Linked DNA regions of Homo sapiens: region 2 is linked to region 1. The links are chromatin loops, found by intact Hi-C in ENCODE. Cell type or tissue: endothelial cell of umbilical vein. All regions are shown on one strand.

What was found. Peaks named below come from ENCODE experiments on the same cell type or tissue, not always from the same donor. Only the 100,000 strongest peaks of a DNase experiment are listed, where the experiment ranks them.
Region 2: it touches region 1 in a loop (9-fold over the local background); 9 of 110 quality-filtered maps call a loop at or near these places.

What each region holds. Positions count from the first base shown.
Region 1 is chr13:102,769,196-102,777,195 of GRCh38, forward strand. It overlaps TEX30 (testis expressed 30), which reads right to left and starts at 4,591. Exons shown (of 6, transcript NM_138779.5): 1 at 4,487-4,591; 2 at 817-891; 3 at 116-346. The coding sequence starts at 831. RefSeq lists enhancers at 4,346-5,023, 5,024-5,701 and a silencer at 4,424-4,763. In endothelial cell of umbilical vein, no CTCF peak of the experiment used is centred here; a DNase peak (open chromatin) is centred at 4,616; H3K4me3 peaks cover 1,599 bases; H3K27ac peaks cover 1,564 bases.
Region 2 is chr13:102,390,857-102,398,856 of GRCh38, forward strand. FGF14-IT1 (FGF14 intronic transcript 1) reads right to left here and starts at 3,663. Exons shown (of 4, transcript NR_036486.1): 1 at 3,498-3,663; 2 at 2,902-2,975. It overlaps FGF14-AS2 (FGF14 antisense RNA 2), which reads left to right and starts at 3,722. Exons shown (of 1, transcript NR_036487.1): 1 at 3,722-4,849. It also overlaps a transcript of FGF14 not described here. RefSeq lists an enhancer at 3,569-3,798. In endothelial cell of umbilical vein, no CTCF peak of the experiment used is centred here; a DNase peak (open chromatin) is centred at 3,725; H3K4me3 peaks cover 1,092 bases; H3K27me3 peaks cover 621 bases.

The DNA of each region.
Region 1 (8,000 bases):
ACACTCATTCAAAGATTTTTTAAATTAAACCAGATGACTAATAAAATTTATCTTACATTTATTAAGGATTTCAAACAGAATTCTGTTATAAGTAAATATAAAGAAATTTTCTTACCAAAACTGATTTATACGCCTTAATTCTATGTACAATATTAAGGCCTTTACAGGTAAATCTCAGGCAGAAAAACCCATGAGATGCAAGATGGGATGCCAGTGACATCAAATGAGGAAGATTCATATCTCCTGATGCTCCATGTGTAAGAATTATTCCATATGTTAAGCTCTTGTTAGGTACCAAACAAACAGCATCTAGTAATTTATTTCCAAAAGGTATTTTTAATTTAACCTGGAATTCAAGAGAATAAAGGGATCAAAAATTACTTTCTTGCCTATTAAGACAACTGAACAGCTATATATATGTTTGCTCTGTGAGGCTCATAATTCAAGTCATAGCCTCCAAATAAAAAGTAGTGATATTAATAATAGTAGTTAAGTGCTTACTGTGTCGGGTATTATTATAAGTGCTTTATATGTATTAACTTATTTCACTTTTCTAACAATTCTGTGAGGCAAGCACTATCATTATCCCCATTTTATAGATAAGGCACAGCAGATTAAGTAACTTGCCCAAGGTTATATAGCCGCTAGCTAGGATTTAAACTCAGGGTAGTCTGCTCTAGATTCCTCGCTCTTAACCACTTATGCTATACTGCCTCCCACAGTGAAAGTTGAAAATAAAATTACTCTGAAGCCACATAATTACAAACAAACAAAAAACCAGGAACCCTGAAGATGCAGAACATACGAAAATATTACCTCTGTATGACTCATTTTCACTGTTGAATAACAAACTTAAAGTGCATTTACATCTGAGAAGCAAAGGACATCTCCCTGAAAAGAAGATTCTGTTGTGAAAGGTGAGTTGGCAGACATGGATATGACACAAAAACTATGAATGAACACATTCAGTAGCTAAAATAAACATTTAGAATTACTTCCCTAAAATCTGGTGTCTTTACATGTACATTTTTCTACGGGCACTCAGAATTGGTTAGAGGGCCAGGTGCAGGGTTGGTAGATGTTATAGAAGATAAAACAAAGGTGATACTTTGACATGGAAACTGTAAGGTAATTCATATCAAAGTAGGATGCTGTATCTTGTCAAAATATGGTAATGTAAAATGTATAAATACACATTTTTGTAAGAATCTTCATTCTAAACCAACTATCCTAAACTTAATTTTTCAGCATCTTTCCATTAACCCATTTTCTTCATCATTATAGTTCCCAAGCCTACCCATCCACATCTTGTCATGGAACTTCACAGTGCTGCTAGAAGGCAGAGTATATATGTCTTCACCCTGTTTACTTTGGACTTGGCTACGTAACTTGTTTTAACTAATGGAATGTAGGTAGACATTTCAATGTGTGACTTCTGAGCTGAGGCATGGCAAACTTCCAGAAGCCCTTTTGAACTTTCACCCTCAGCCATGAGAAAAACATGCTCTAGGTGGTTTTGCATTTTCAGCCTGGGTCTCAAAATGAAGACACACGGAACAGAACTGAACCCAAAACTGAAGTCTGGAGTCCAGACTAGTCTAACCAACATCTGACCAACAGCTGATCTGAAGATCCATGAGCATAAAATGTAAGCCACTGAAATTTTGGGGTTGTTATGCAGCATTCCTTCCTATGTTAAGAGCTCTTGTATTGTTTAAGACATTACCAACATCAGGATCTCCATTACTCACCCATTTTTCCCATTAACATTTATTTATTCATTCATTCAATAGGTAACAATAACATGGTTTAAAGTTCAAAAGGTACCAAGAATATGTAGTGAAAAAGTCTCACTCATTCCACTCTTGACTTGACATCAGATTCCCCTCTCCAAAGGTAACCAATATTATCTGCTTCTTACTTATCCTTCCACATAGCACTGTACTTATTTTCACACGATGTAAGTGTATTTATAAGATAAATTCCTGGGGAAGGAATCGCTGTGTCAAAGGGTTTGTTCATAATTTTTTACAGAATTTTTTCATAGAACTTCCCAAGGTGAATACATTTCATTTTTGAATAGGTATCATGTGCACACGGTACATTAAAAAAATGTAAACAGAAGTCAAAGTATTTGTTCATAATTTACAGAATATGTTTTTCATAGATCTTCCTGAGGTGAAGAATACATTTCATTTTTGAATAGGTATCGTGTGTACATGGTACATTTTAAAAGACAATGTAAACAGAAGTTTCCACACACTCTTCCCCCAACCACCAAGTTCCTTTCACTTCCTAGAAACCACCATAAGCAACTTATTATGTACCTTTCCCCATCTGTGTGTGTGAGCGTGTAGAATTCTCTTATTTCAGCCTGGAGAGCATTAGTCTGATCTGACTGCAAAAGTTTTGGAAGTTGAGTGAGACAAAGGAGATGAAAGACTTCAAGCTTCAGTGTCCCTATCTTCATACATGCAGCCCCACAATTATGCCTGGGTTTCTCAGTTCAAAGATCCTCTGTTTTACTTTCTCAAGAGAATAAGCCTCCATCCAGTCTTCTAACAAGGGGAAAGGCAGTCACCCAACAGGTGAAATGGGGAAGGGGATCTGGATATCCAATTGCTTCTCAGATTTCACCTAAATCATCTTTCTTTAAGCTCCTTACACCCACCTTCTGCACCACACCACCTTCATTCCCAGTACCACCGCTGTCCAGTGCTGCCAGTTTCCGTGCAGTTTGAAGATTCTGTGGTTAATACAGGGTTTGCTAAGCCATACATGTTTTGGAGCCCGCTATTTGATTGCCAGCGTTTCCTTTCCTATTCTCCCATTGCTGGAGGTTCATGTTTGTTTTTAAATAGCCTTAATGTAAGTTTAGTGAAACTTCATGAAGGAGTAAATTTAGATGCATGTAAACAACCACTATCTTAATTTAGAATGCTTCCCTATTTTTTTTTTTTTTGAGACAGGTTCTCGCTCCGGCGGACAGGCCGGAAAATTGAGTGGCGCAATCATAAGCTCACTGAATCCTCGAACTCCTGAGCTCAAGCGATCCTCTCGCCTCAGCCTCTTGAGTAGGTGGGACTACAGACGCTCACCACCACGCCCGCTTATTATTTTTAAATGTTTTTGTAGAGACGAGGGTCTCCCTATGTTTCGCAGGCTGGTCTTGAACTCCCGGGCTCAAGCGATACCCCCTGCCTTGGCCTCCCAAACCGTTGGGATCCCAAGGCGTTTGCCACCTCTCCCGGTCTGCTTTACTTCTTTTCAGACTTCACGATGCACAGTGTGTTCTTCACGGCAGCTGCACACATGCTGGTTTTCTTCAGAAACACGGAAAATGCCCCATAATGCAATCCCCAAGCAACCTGCTCTAGGTCATCTGGGTTTGTTTTTTTGAGACAGAGTCTTGCTCTGTCCCCCAGGCAGGAGTGCAGCGGCGCGATCTCGGCTCACTGCAGCCTCTGCCTCCCGGGTTCAAGAGATTCTCCAGCCTCAGCCTCCCGAGTAGCTGAGATTACAGGCGTCCGCCACCGCGCCCAGCTAATTTTAGTAGAGACGGGGTTTCACCATGTTGGCCAGGCTGGTTTTGAACTCCTGACCTCAGGTGATCCACCCGCCTCGGCCTCCCATGGTGCTGGGGTCAGGCGTGAGCCACCGTGCCAGGCCACTGTCGTCTGGGTTTTCATCTCTGGCTTCAGGTTCAGAGAGGGCAGGGTTTGAAGCCTGGCCCGGCCTCAGTGCCCTCAATGGCGATGGTGAAGATGACCGGCTAGAGGTGCTGCGCCCACGAAACGCCAGCTCTAGTGGCGTCCGGAGCGCCGGCTCCACCGGCTAGGCGGTCGGCGGAGTTCTAGGACGACAACTACTCACAAGGGCTGGGCGATCACCTCCCACGCCACGGGACGGAGACGCCACAGCCCCTTCAACTTTCAGTTACAAACGTTCGTGCCCTGTTACGTCCACAGCATTAAGCTGGCTGTCGTGGGGCAAACAAAAACGTTGAGTCCGAGTCTTACGGGGGGTCGGGTCAACAACCCCAGCAAACATGGAGAGAAAATTCAAAGCGGGTCTCACGGGCGTGCGGGGCTCGGCGGCGCTCGGGGCACGGGATCCGTTCTCTCCGCAAATGCGCGCTGCCGGGGCTGCGCCGCGGGCTGCCCCGGTCGACCCCTCTCAACTCCGAGGCTACTTCGAGCCAGTCACCCGGGACTGGCTGACGTGGTCCAGGTTGGCCCCGTCCGGCTCTCCCCGCCCGTACCAACCCCACATTCCGCCCTCCTACCCGGCAAAGCGGACGAAGCCCCCACCGGCTGGTGCCCGCGGGCACCGAACTTAGCGGAACGCCTCCCGGCTCGGACCAGACGCCCCTGAGGAGTGACGCCCGCGAGCCTCAAACGTCTCAGGCGGGCCTGCCGGGTGCTCTCCCCGTCTCCCAGGAAGCCGCCCGTCAGCCGGCGGCGCCAACCGCCACCGCCGCACTTACCCGGGAAGGCAAAAGTGGCCGCGGGCACCCAACCGCCGTCACTCCCTTCAGGGAGCTGACTAGCGCGCTCGAAGCGACCGCCTCGCCTGCCCCGCCACAGCGTTCGGCTACGACGCACGCGCGCGCAGGCCACGCCCCCCGGGTGCGCGGGCCGGGCCGCAGAGCACGCCGGGAGCGTGGGTCTCCCAGCCCGCCACATCCCAGGGCTGTACGCGCGGACTAGCGGAGCTAGGGGAAGGTGCCAGGGTGGCCGCCGCCTCAGTAGCACGCGGACGGCTGGAAAGTCAGCCCCCGTTTCCGCCTCACCCAGGATTGCTCCACTCGGGGCCTTTCCGCATCCCAGCCACCACTCCATTCCGAGGCGCGATCAGCTCTGACCAGTCTTCCTCACACCCATAGTCGATTCGTTACTCCCGTTAAGGTCAAACGCTGACAGAAACCAGCCGCTTCGCACACTTCTACATGGGGTCAAGCCCCCTGTTATCTTTGCGGGGATGATTGTAACAATCACTTAAATGGTCGCTTCGTACCATCTTGCCCCCGCCTGGGCCTTGTCGGCGACGCCGCAGCCACGTGGATGCTGTGGAAGCCTGTCCCCTGGATCTTCCAAAGGCTCCGCGCTCATTGCCACAGCCAGCGGCCGGCAGTGGCCTAGGCTGTTGCACGCGATCGGTCCCCCACATCTCCCCTCTCCATCTGGCTCCTTTCCCTGGAAGCCCAGGGCAGCCCACACTTCGCTGTCCTCACCCCCACTCACCAGGCGGGACCCCACGACGACCGGCTTTTGTCCTGGCTGCTCCCTCCCAGCGTGGGCCGCGTCTCCTCGGGGTCGACAGGGCGCGTGGTTTTCACAGCGAGGCCTCCCCTGATCACCTCCCCGCTCTTCCTGTCCTTCCCCGGTCACCTCACGAGCTATGGATGTATCTGTGTCTCCTCACTGCGCTATAAGCTCCCAGGTGAAGAAAGGGTTGCTTTTTGTAAATTTTTGTTTTAACCGTGAACCTCTTGTGTATGAATAATGCTCAGAAAAAAAAAAATTTCTTAAATGAATGAATCTTCCCCAAGCCCAGTGCAGTTGGCACCTGCCCTCTTTTCTGTCACGGTACATACAAGGAAATACATTCCACAAAACCACATAGTCGCTGTCATTTATCACAAGTGTTTCCCCAAATTACAAAGTCTTAATACTTCTTTGTCTCCTAATTTTTTAGCTGTGTTTTTAAAAAACATTTCTTTACATGCCATAAAATTCACTCATTTGAAGTGTACCATTCAATCATTTTCAGTAATTTTAAAACCATTTGCAACCATCACTATAATTTAAGAACATTTCCATTATCCCCCTGAAAAGTATTTGCACAGTTATAGTTGAGGTAGGAGATCAGCAGGACTTTCCAAGCACTGATCACCACCTGCTGAGCAAAACAGGATCTGGTCAGAACAGGATGCCCTAAAAAAACGGCCAAAACTGCCCTAAAGAAACAGGCCCAAGCCAGCTAAAACCAGGATGGTGACCAAAGTGACCTCTAGTGCCCTCACTGCTCATTATACACTAATTATAATACATGAACATGCTACAACACTTCCACCAGCACTCTGACAGTTTACGAATGCCATGGCAATGCCCAGACCTTACCTTATATGGTTTAAAAACGGAAGAATTCTCAGTTCCGGGGAACTCCCCACCCCTTTTCTAGAAAATTCGTGAATAACCCACCCCTTATTTAGCGTACGATGAAGGAGTAGGTATAAATATAGCTAGCCAGTGGCCGGGTGCCCTGGCGCATGCCTGTAATCCCAGCACTTTGGGAGACCAAGGCGGGTGGATCACCTGAGGTCAGGAGTTGGAGACCAGCCTGGCCAACACGGTGAAACCCGGCATCTACCAAAAACACAAAAATTACTCAGGCGTAGTGGCAGGCACCTGTAGTCCCAGCTACTCGGGAGCTGAGGCAGGAGAATTGCTTGAACCCTGGAGGCAGAGGTTGCAAAGCCGAGAAGAGCGCACCACTGCACTCCAGGCTGGGCAACAGAGCGAGACTCCGTCTCTCTCTCTCTCTCTCTCTATATATATATATATATACATACACACACACACATATACATATGTGTATATATACACACATATAATATATATCCGTACTATATATAGTATAAATACTATGTATACATATATAGTATAAATATTATATATAGTATTTATGTGTGTATGTATATACTATATACATATAGTCATATAGTATAAATACTATATACATATAGTCATATAGTATAAATACTATATATGTATATATGTGTATATATACACATATGTATATATAACATGTATATGTTTATATACGTATGTATATATTATATGTATGTATATATTATATATGTGTATATATGTGTGTATATACATATATATGTATATACACACATATGTATGTATATACATATATATGTATATGTAGATACATATATATGATATGTATGTATATACATATATATGTATATGTAGATACATATATATATATAGCTAGCCAGCAATCCATGAGTGTTACTCTGCCTGTGGGGTAGCCCTGCTCAGTTTACCAGAAGCAATTTTCCTGTGCTTTGTTGCTCTAATGTACTTGCTTTGCTTTCATTTTACTGTCAGTTTGCTCTTGAATCCTTTCCTGTGCAAAGTCAAGAACCCTCTCAGGCTGAGCTCCAATTTTGGGATTCACTGGCATTACAGCCATTCTCTGTTCCTACCCCTAACCCCGGGCAACCACTAACATACTTTCTGTCTCTCTGGATTTGCCTTTTCTGGACAGTTCATATAAATGGAGTCCTACACTGTATGGTCGTATGCCTCTAGCCTCTTGCACTTAGGATAATGTTTTCAAGGTTTATCCATGCTGTGACATGCATCAGAACTTTGCACCTTGTTACAACTCATATATTTTTATTGCCAAATAGTATTCAGCATTTTTGAGTATCCATTCACCAGTTGGTGGACATTTGAATTGTTTATACTTTTTGGTTATTATGAATAATTCTGCTGTGCCATTCAGAGAAACAAAAGGCGATGTGACGACAGAAGCGGAGAGATTTGAAGATGCCAAGATGCTGGCTGAGAAGATGGAAGAGGGGCCTCAAGACAAGAAATATAAGGACTGCAGCTCTAGAAGCTGGAAATAGCAAGGAAAAGTTTTCCCCTCTCAGAGACTCCAGAAGGAATCAGCCCTGCCAATACCTTGACATGAGCTCTGTGAAACTGGTTTCGGACTCTGACCTCCAAAACTGTGAAAGAATAATTTATGTTGTTTTCAACCACATAAGTTTGTGGTAATTTATCATAGCAACAATAGGAAACTAATACAAAAGCTTTATTTATGAACCAAAAATTGAATTTCATATATGCTTCTCATGTAATGAGATACTCTTCTTTTTATGTTTTTCAGCCACTTAGCAATGTTGAGATTATTCTTAGTTTGCAGGCTGTACAAACACTGGTGGTGGCTCAGATTTGGCCTGTGGGCTATAGTTT
Region 2 (8,000 bases), 380 kb before region 1:
GGTGAGAGATTTACCATGCCCTAAAAGTCATTTAATTATATAATCAAATAATGCAGTAGATCCACATCACCGTTCTTTTACATGTTAATTTGAAGTACAGAAAGAAAAAACTTAAGCCGAATAAATATCATTTTGGGTAAATGTTTCAAGTTCAGACAGATGTTTCTCATTTACTCTCAGACAACTATTTTATTATTTTGGGTCTATTTTCCTAATGTAATGAATGTAAAAGAGGTAAATCCAATTGAATACTAATCCTGATCTTGCCTGAAGAGTAAGTTGATGACAAAATTTTTGAAAAACATGACTAAAAAATATGTAAAAGGACAAAATCTAGAATCGGATAGTACAAATACAGGGAGAAGGAGACAAAGGGATGAAATATCAGTACTGGAAAAGCACTTTGCTACAACAAAGGGCAAGCGGTCTGACAAAGCTGGGCGGACTTTATGGCTGCATATCAGACCACATACTAACTATAGCATTCATGTCACAGTTAGTATCCCCCATACAGAGTCACATCTGCCACACATGTACCAGAATGGCCTCAGTACTGTGTTGTTTAAAATTATTCCCAACATTTTAAAAGAAAACTAGAAAAGAGATAATAATAAGCAATAATGATGTAAAATTTTTATCCTATATCAAATTTCTTAACTGCATCATTAAAATATCTCTAACATTTGGTACTGATCTCATTAAAAGTATTTCCAATATTTAACAGTCATTATTATTTGTCTGAGATGTGAGGTATTTTATGTTACTTGTCATGTGAGTTGAAAAAATTTTTAAAGGTACAAGAAAAAATAATCAAGTTAATGGAAAACATCACTTCTCAGGAAACAAATCAACTCATTTAGCAATGAAGGAGGAAAGAGCATATTGTGTTACTGCTTTCAATTTGTCCCAACAATAAAATGCTAAGGCCAAATGATGGTTACTACTGAGTGCTTACGTAGAAAACTGACTCAGTTCTCCTAGCAGACAGGGTCCTTTCTTTGCTTAAAAGTTACAACACCTGGTATACAGCAGCAATACAACTAAAGAAGATGAGTTTCAGACTACAAATAAGTGGCTGTTGAAACAAAAAGGACTACAATTATGAGATATGATTTCTCTTTTAGTCTTTAAGCCTTCTTATGTTCATATTTCTTAAAGTACAATATTATACCATGTGCTCCACACAGGAAGTGGAAAGAACAGATATTACAATCCCTCCCAAGCTACACCTTTAAGATGCAGCATTACAGATAAGGTTACCACACACTTCAGTGATCCACTATAATTGTGCAGACAACAAAATGCTACAGGAGGAAAAAAAGGCATTTTAACTACATTCATTCCTATCTAAAAAAGCACGTGTGCAAACTTACATATGTAAATTCAATAAAGTTCATACTTCCTTCTCTTTTCTTGCCAGACCTGAATAGTAAATCTGAAAACTTGGCTTTTAATTGCACTACTTGACTCCTCAAACTGAACAAAGTATTGTGTCCATAAAAACATCTGCTATTGACAAAGAATTGTACATAATCGTTTAAAAAAATCATTTTGGCATATCTTTATTGTAAAGCATTTTTTCCCAGTCCTAAGGATTTTCGGGTTTGAAATCAAGATGAACTTTTTATCCCACAGCAACTCTCCCAGAACTGTCCATTTAAATTTTAATCTAGAAAGAGAAGCTTGTCTAAGTCTCCTACTTGCTGTTAAAAGCTACCTCGGCCCCTCAATATAAACAGTCAGAAGACAGCCAACCATGTCTCAAGAAGATGGAAGTGTTCTGTTGGCAAATGGCCAGAAGACTAGCTCACCAGAACTGTCCAAATCAAAAACCTGTAATCAGAAAATTCCAGACTCCTCCTTCAACTTCCTTCCCAAATTCAAACTGGCCACTAAGATGGATGGACTTCACTTCCTCTCTAGTGCCTGTCACTGCCTTATTCTGGACCGCTCACCACTGCTCACTGCTCTTCCTCCCTGGTCTTTCCACCTTCAACCTTGCCCAACCCAGAGCTGTTTTCCACGCTGTAGTCATAATGGTTGTCTAAAGGGTAGATATGATCATGACACAGAAGAGAGCTCACGATCTGTGCCTCACTACCTTGCAACCCCACTCACTACCTGCCACTCCCTAGAAACACCCTCTATTTCTCAGTTGTACTTGATATTCTCGGTCTGCACCACAATCTTTGACGCCCCCAAAGCTTAAAGTATGCTTCTTTCTCTTCCTTGACAGCCTAACCAGTGCCTTTACCACGTGGCTAACTCTTAGTCATTCTTCATGACTCAGTCTGAGTTTTATTCCCTCCAGAAACCTTTCCATGCCCCTCTTCCTTGGCCCTATAGCACCTTGGTCCACCTACACAGAATTGTTCACCACATCATAATTGATCCTGTCTTTTGTCTTTCCTGCTAATTCCTTGAAGGAAGAACTCTTCTTCACCCCTGTATCTCCAGCATCAACAGTTCAAACACAGCAGCACTTTTTAAGTGTTTACTAAGTTTTGTTTTTTGTTTTTTTGAGATTGTAGTTACTGAAAAAGTGATAAAAAGCACGTGGACCTAAAAGAAATAATTCATAAATTTCAGAGTTGTAATAAACTCTGAAAATAATCTTTTTCAACTTCTTAATTTACAAATGAGGTTTATAAAAAAGATTTAAGAAAGATTTTTCCCAATAGCATGGATATGAGAGAAGGAAAAATAAACTAGTGAAGATACCCTCCCCTACCCCGAAAATCTTAAAACTGTCTAAGGAAAAGGTATCTGGGGAATATAATGGATAAATGGAATGCCATCTATTTCAGCACCAACCACACAATTCTATGAAGCGCATGAGGAGCTCTTCCTAGTGTCACCAGTAAAATACGCGTTTCTTCACCCAAGGCTCAAAGCTTCTACCTGTGTTTGTGCCTACAATTCCAAAACTGGCTCTTGGAACAGTCGCTTCCTCCACTGGGAAGGAGTTGCCACACCTGTAAAAGGAACAGGTTGTTTGTGATCGCTAAGGTCAACCTCTTATCTCTGATGGTCTCTGAATTTAGAGTACAATTTAAATATATAGTTAACATAGTCCGGGAGAGATACAGGGAAGGGGTGAGGGAAGTTTACTTACAATCAGGACTGGGTGTGAACGTTATGGGAACCTAGAATATTAGAGCTGGGGCTGATCTGGGATTACTCTAATCAATATCCTTCTTGTAGTAGCCGAGGGGACTGAAGCCCAGAAAACTTCAGGACCCGCCCAGGGTCTCCCAGTAGCTAGTGTGTAAGCTGAGACCAGAACTTGGCTCGTTCTCTCCCAGTCCTGAGCTTGGGCAGAATCACCAGCAACGCCAGCTCCCTTCCCTTTCCTTCAGATGGGTCTCGGGTCCAGAGCTGGCGCCCGCTAGCGGGAGGCCAGACCGGGAGGGCCAAGGCAGCCACCTGTGGCTTTCCCATCCCTCAGGTCCAGCAGTGCACATGGGGTGCCCCCGCGTCAACGCCGGAGGAGTGACCTTGCAAACCCGCGCCCCGCGGGCGGCAGAGCCGGCCGCTCACTGCCCGGTCCCCGGCCACCACGGAAGAGCGAAGATCTCTGCCAGGGCAGGAGCCCTAGCCCCGACCCGCGCCCCAAGTCTCTCCCGCGCGGCGGCTTCCGGCCGCCATGGTTTCCATAGCAACAACAGCACAAGCTGCCGGGTCCCAGAGACGCCCTAGGGTCAGAGGTCATCTCCGTGGCAACGGAAACTTCCCGCGCTACGGCGGCTCCAACGGGCCGCTTCCGCCGCATTGCGTAGCGAAGCCCCCGGCGAGCCGAGGCTGGGAGCGCGGTGATGGCCGGTCCCCGTGAGCAGAGGGCAGCGGCGGCGGGACCGGGGACTCTGGGCCAATGGGTAAAGCCAGGAGGAAGCCCGTGCCTGGCCCGTTGGGCTCCCTCCTCCTCAGAGCCGAAGCAGTCCACACTCGGAACCCAGCTTCACCCGGATTACCGAGGGGTTCCACGCCTGGAGGCAGAGCTGCAGCGTGGGCCCGCTCGCGGCTTTGCAGAAAACAAATAATGACACACTTCTCTGGAAGCCCGGGGCCTGGGCCCAGAGCCGTGGCTTCTGCCAAACTTTCTGGTCCCGGACACCAACTCCCCGCCTCTCAGCCCGAGGCCACAGCGGCCCAGCACCCTGCACCTTTTAAAGTGGCTCCAAAAAGGAGAAAGCCAAATAGATCAGGGTGGTAGGCGCGAGTGCAGGGAGCTGCGAAGTTGGAAGATTACTGCTTTTCAAACTGCCAAAGAGCAAAATACTAAGCGAGAAACTCCGTCCAAAGCAACTGGAACTCGAGGTTCTTTACTAATGAGAGTTCCAGTTACCATCTTCAGAGAAAGGAGCTCAAAAGAGGGAGTTTATTTTTTGCGGAATGTCTTCCTTGTTAAGAAGAAAATTAAAGATTAAAAAAGAAAATGAAGGGTCTGGCAACTATGAACCTAATGGTGCCCTAACGTTTGCTATTCTAAGGCCGAGAATGCCAGATGGGGAGAACGCCATGAGCTTTTGAGCTTGTGTATTTTGCGAGAGGCTCGAGTGTGAACAGTAGACTACAGGCCTTGAGACTGAGAAGGAAGCTATAAAATGTGGGCCAAGGGAATGTCTGCAGGACCGGGTTTCAGAGCACCCTATCGTGGCGGATAAAGAGCCACTAACAGCTTTTTTCTTTATTTAGTAGCCAAATTCTTGGTTGGCGCTTTGAGAAAGGAGTAAGCATTAAGCGAATTTAACCAAGTAAAATGTATCGTCCTGCCCTTTGTAGTCCCATAGTTCACTATCCTAGAGATACCTATTTTTCACTATTTTATTAAAGTGTATTGAAAACCTACCATGTGTCGTGAACAGAGTTTTTGTCAAGAGACAGTGACAAAGGCAGTGGTGCCCAGCAGTTGTTGGGTGACTTTCTTACATGATGTTACCAGACTAATCAAACAAGAACTTCACTGTTCCCTATAAAACATGTCTGCGACATTCATCCTTTTTGCCTTCAAGTTTAGGAAGTCCCTAAGAATCCCTCCTTTTGTTCCCTTCTCTTCATCATCCTACCTTTTACATTCTGACCAAAGTAAAAAAAATAGTGGCAGCTAGAGAACTACACAGGGAAAACATCAGGACATAGTTGGTCTTGATACAAAAGAGCTATTGCATCTCTAGAGGTATACGGGGAGCTGAGAAGTCTCCCTCAGAAAACTCCATGCCCTTCAGTACCCGGGTTCAACACATAACTAAACCTTGTACCTGGTACACAAGTCCTAAGGAACACCACACAGACTATGGCAGTGAGCAGGCAGATGTGTAAATAGGTGTTTCCCTGTCCCTATTTACAGGAGGTAAATAGTATTACCTCCACAGTCCCTCCTGGAGGTAATACTGAGTTGGGCTCAAAGGTTTTATTAAAAATAGGCACAGTGCAATGACTTGTTTAACACTGAAGAGAAGAGCTCCTGTTAGACTGTTCAAACAGCCCAACTGTTTCCCCTTAAGGCAAAAGACACTATTTTGAATAAATGCTTCCATTTTGAGACATCTACGTGGTATTTATAGAAGGCGTATGAGTCAATTTGAGTGAGGTATGATGCCAAAATGTGCAAAGGAGTGAAAACATTGGTTGTTGTCCTTGTTACCATATGTATAAAAACACTTCACAAAAGTCTCCAATGTTTGTGTTGCTAAAACATGGAAGACTGGGTTCGAACATTTTAAAGGAATGGTTCATTGTAGGAAACGTGAAGTATAGTATAGAATTAGCTTTAGCACTTTCAGAAAGTACTGCATCATTTGAACAAATTTTCTCAGTTATGGATGCTGTCTAAGATGAGAACAAGTTGTACAGCCAAAGTCATCTTCATTGTTAAAACTAAGTTTAGATTATCATGCATTGAATTTTACACTTATTAACTGGGATATACATTTCAAAAAAGAAAAATCTACTCTCCCAACAAGGCAGTACTCCGAAGCCTACCTAAAATGCCATCCTTTGGTTCATGGAGTGGCACTGCTCTACAAAACCCATTTTGTTACCTCAGTAAATAAGCTTCCTGGATGGAGTCTAAGGCCAACTAATACTACATTGAATCCCACTCTACAGCCAAGCATGTTAGAAGAAGCAGCTTACATCTGTTTGCTGTTCCAGACGTGCAGTCTGAATTTGATGTTTTCATTTGAAATATACTCAGTGTTTAGACTTGCAGAGGTTGTGGCCCATTTGTGGCTCACCCAGCTCTACTGGAACCTAGGATGAGTCGGTAGGCTGAGAAGGAGGGGAGTAAAAAGTGCTCACTCTTCTTCCCTCTCTTCCTATTTTCTCACTTCCAAACACCATGACAGCCCTAGATGTAAAGCAAGTAGCTTTTTAAAAAAACGTATATTTAAATGAGTAACAGTGGCATACCAGGTGTTTTGGCACCTAAAACAGCTTAGTGAAAGGCAAAAGCAGAGCTGAAAGGCAGCCAGACAAGTAGGAAATAGAAAGTGATCATGGGTCCTACCAAGCCCTGCATGTTCCACCTCAAAGTTACACGACAGAGCGGGAGACTGAGTTCAGAAAAAGAGAATTGATGGAATGTTCTCAGTGTGCTGTGCAGAACTAGGTCTAGGGCGTCTGCTTCGTACTAACACTGGGCACTGACATTTGTACTCAATAAAATCCTCTTAGATTATGATTTATCTTAAAATCTGTGTTTTCCAAAATCCTACCAAGCCATGGAAGTTTGGGGATATCCTGTGTGTGGTTGAGTGGGTATATCTATTTGAGGGTCTGTGGCTTCCTTTGCTTGTTTTACATTATGTGCCTGAAGAGACAGCAATGACATGACCTTAGTATTTATGTTTATTGTGGATTTTCTTTTTTCAACCACACTTCTTTCCTTAGTACCCTTGGCTTAAAGTGCAGTGACCTAGATTATTTCCAGAACGGGCCTATTATATACATTGGTCAATCCAAACTATCATACTGGTTTAAAGAAACCTATGAAGCCTCCTTCAAGCAAAATAAATGCCTTGGACTTAGTATTCCCTATTTAATGATTTGCCTAAAATAAAGTCACCTTGCATGACTCCTACAGTGAAAGTTGAAGCAGGTAACATTTATTCTAAATGCATAGCTGTTGCTCTGCTAGGAAAGTAGGACATTTAAGAGTGTGTGTGTGTGTGTGTGTGTGTGTGTGTGTGTGTGTTCTCTGATAATAGTTGTTAGACTGGGTGTTTTAATGAAGATAGCAAATTTACTTTATATCCAGGACTTTTAAGCTATTGGAATTTATTTTAAAAAGCATATATTGTGCAAACACATTTTTCATGTTCTCTTCCAGTTAAATTTTACATAAAACAAGCCCAAAACACTATTTAATGAAGACCTCTTATATAAGTATTAATAATGAGCTAATCAATAACTTTTGGGTAGATGAATAACTTTGTCCTTAAATTCGTAACTCTATTTTCTGCTTATTTTCACACCAACTTGATTATATAGCGGTGCTCTGAAATTCCACGAATGCTTGAACCACCTACACTTGTTGACAGTTTAGCGAATTGGAAATAATCAGTAAATTATTTCATAACTTCCAAAGATATAGGAAGGAAAATTAACCTATTATTTATCTCTGAAATAAGAATAGGTGCTTTACACCAAATTCACTGGTATTTGGCAGTATTCTCCCAAGTTTCTTAGTTTGAAACCAGTTAATTGTTCTCTTTTTAAATTTAAGATAACATAATAGGTAGTAGTCAATCTGTTCCTTTTGGCTGTAACAGTTAAAAGAATTTTAGTGTTTGTTTCATTTTAATTACCCAATTAACTTTTTAGTTCTACTGCTATTTTGGGATCAAAAACCTGCAAAAGATTTTAGGCTTTATGTTACTAGCAGGAGAATGGAACTCACGAAGTACAATAGTGAAAGGGAATGGCTTGGCATGGGTTCGATTCAAGCTTAACAGGCTAAAACTTTTAGAAGGTAAGATAAATAATGTGACACATTAATG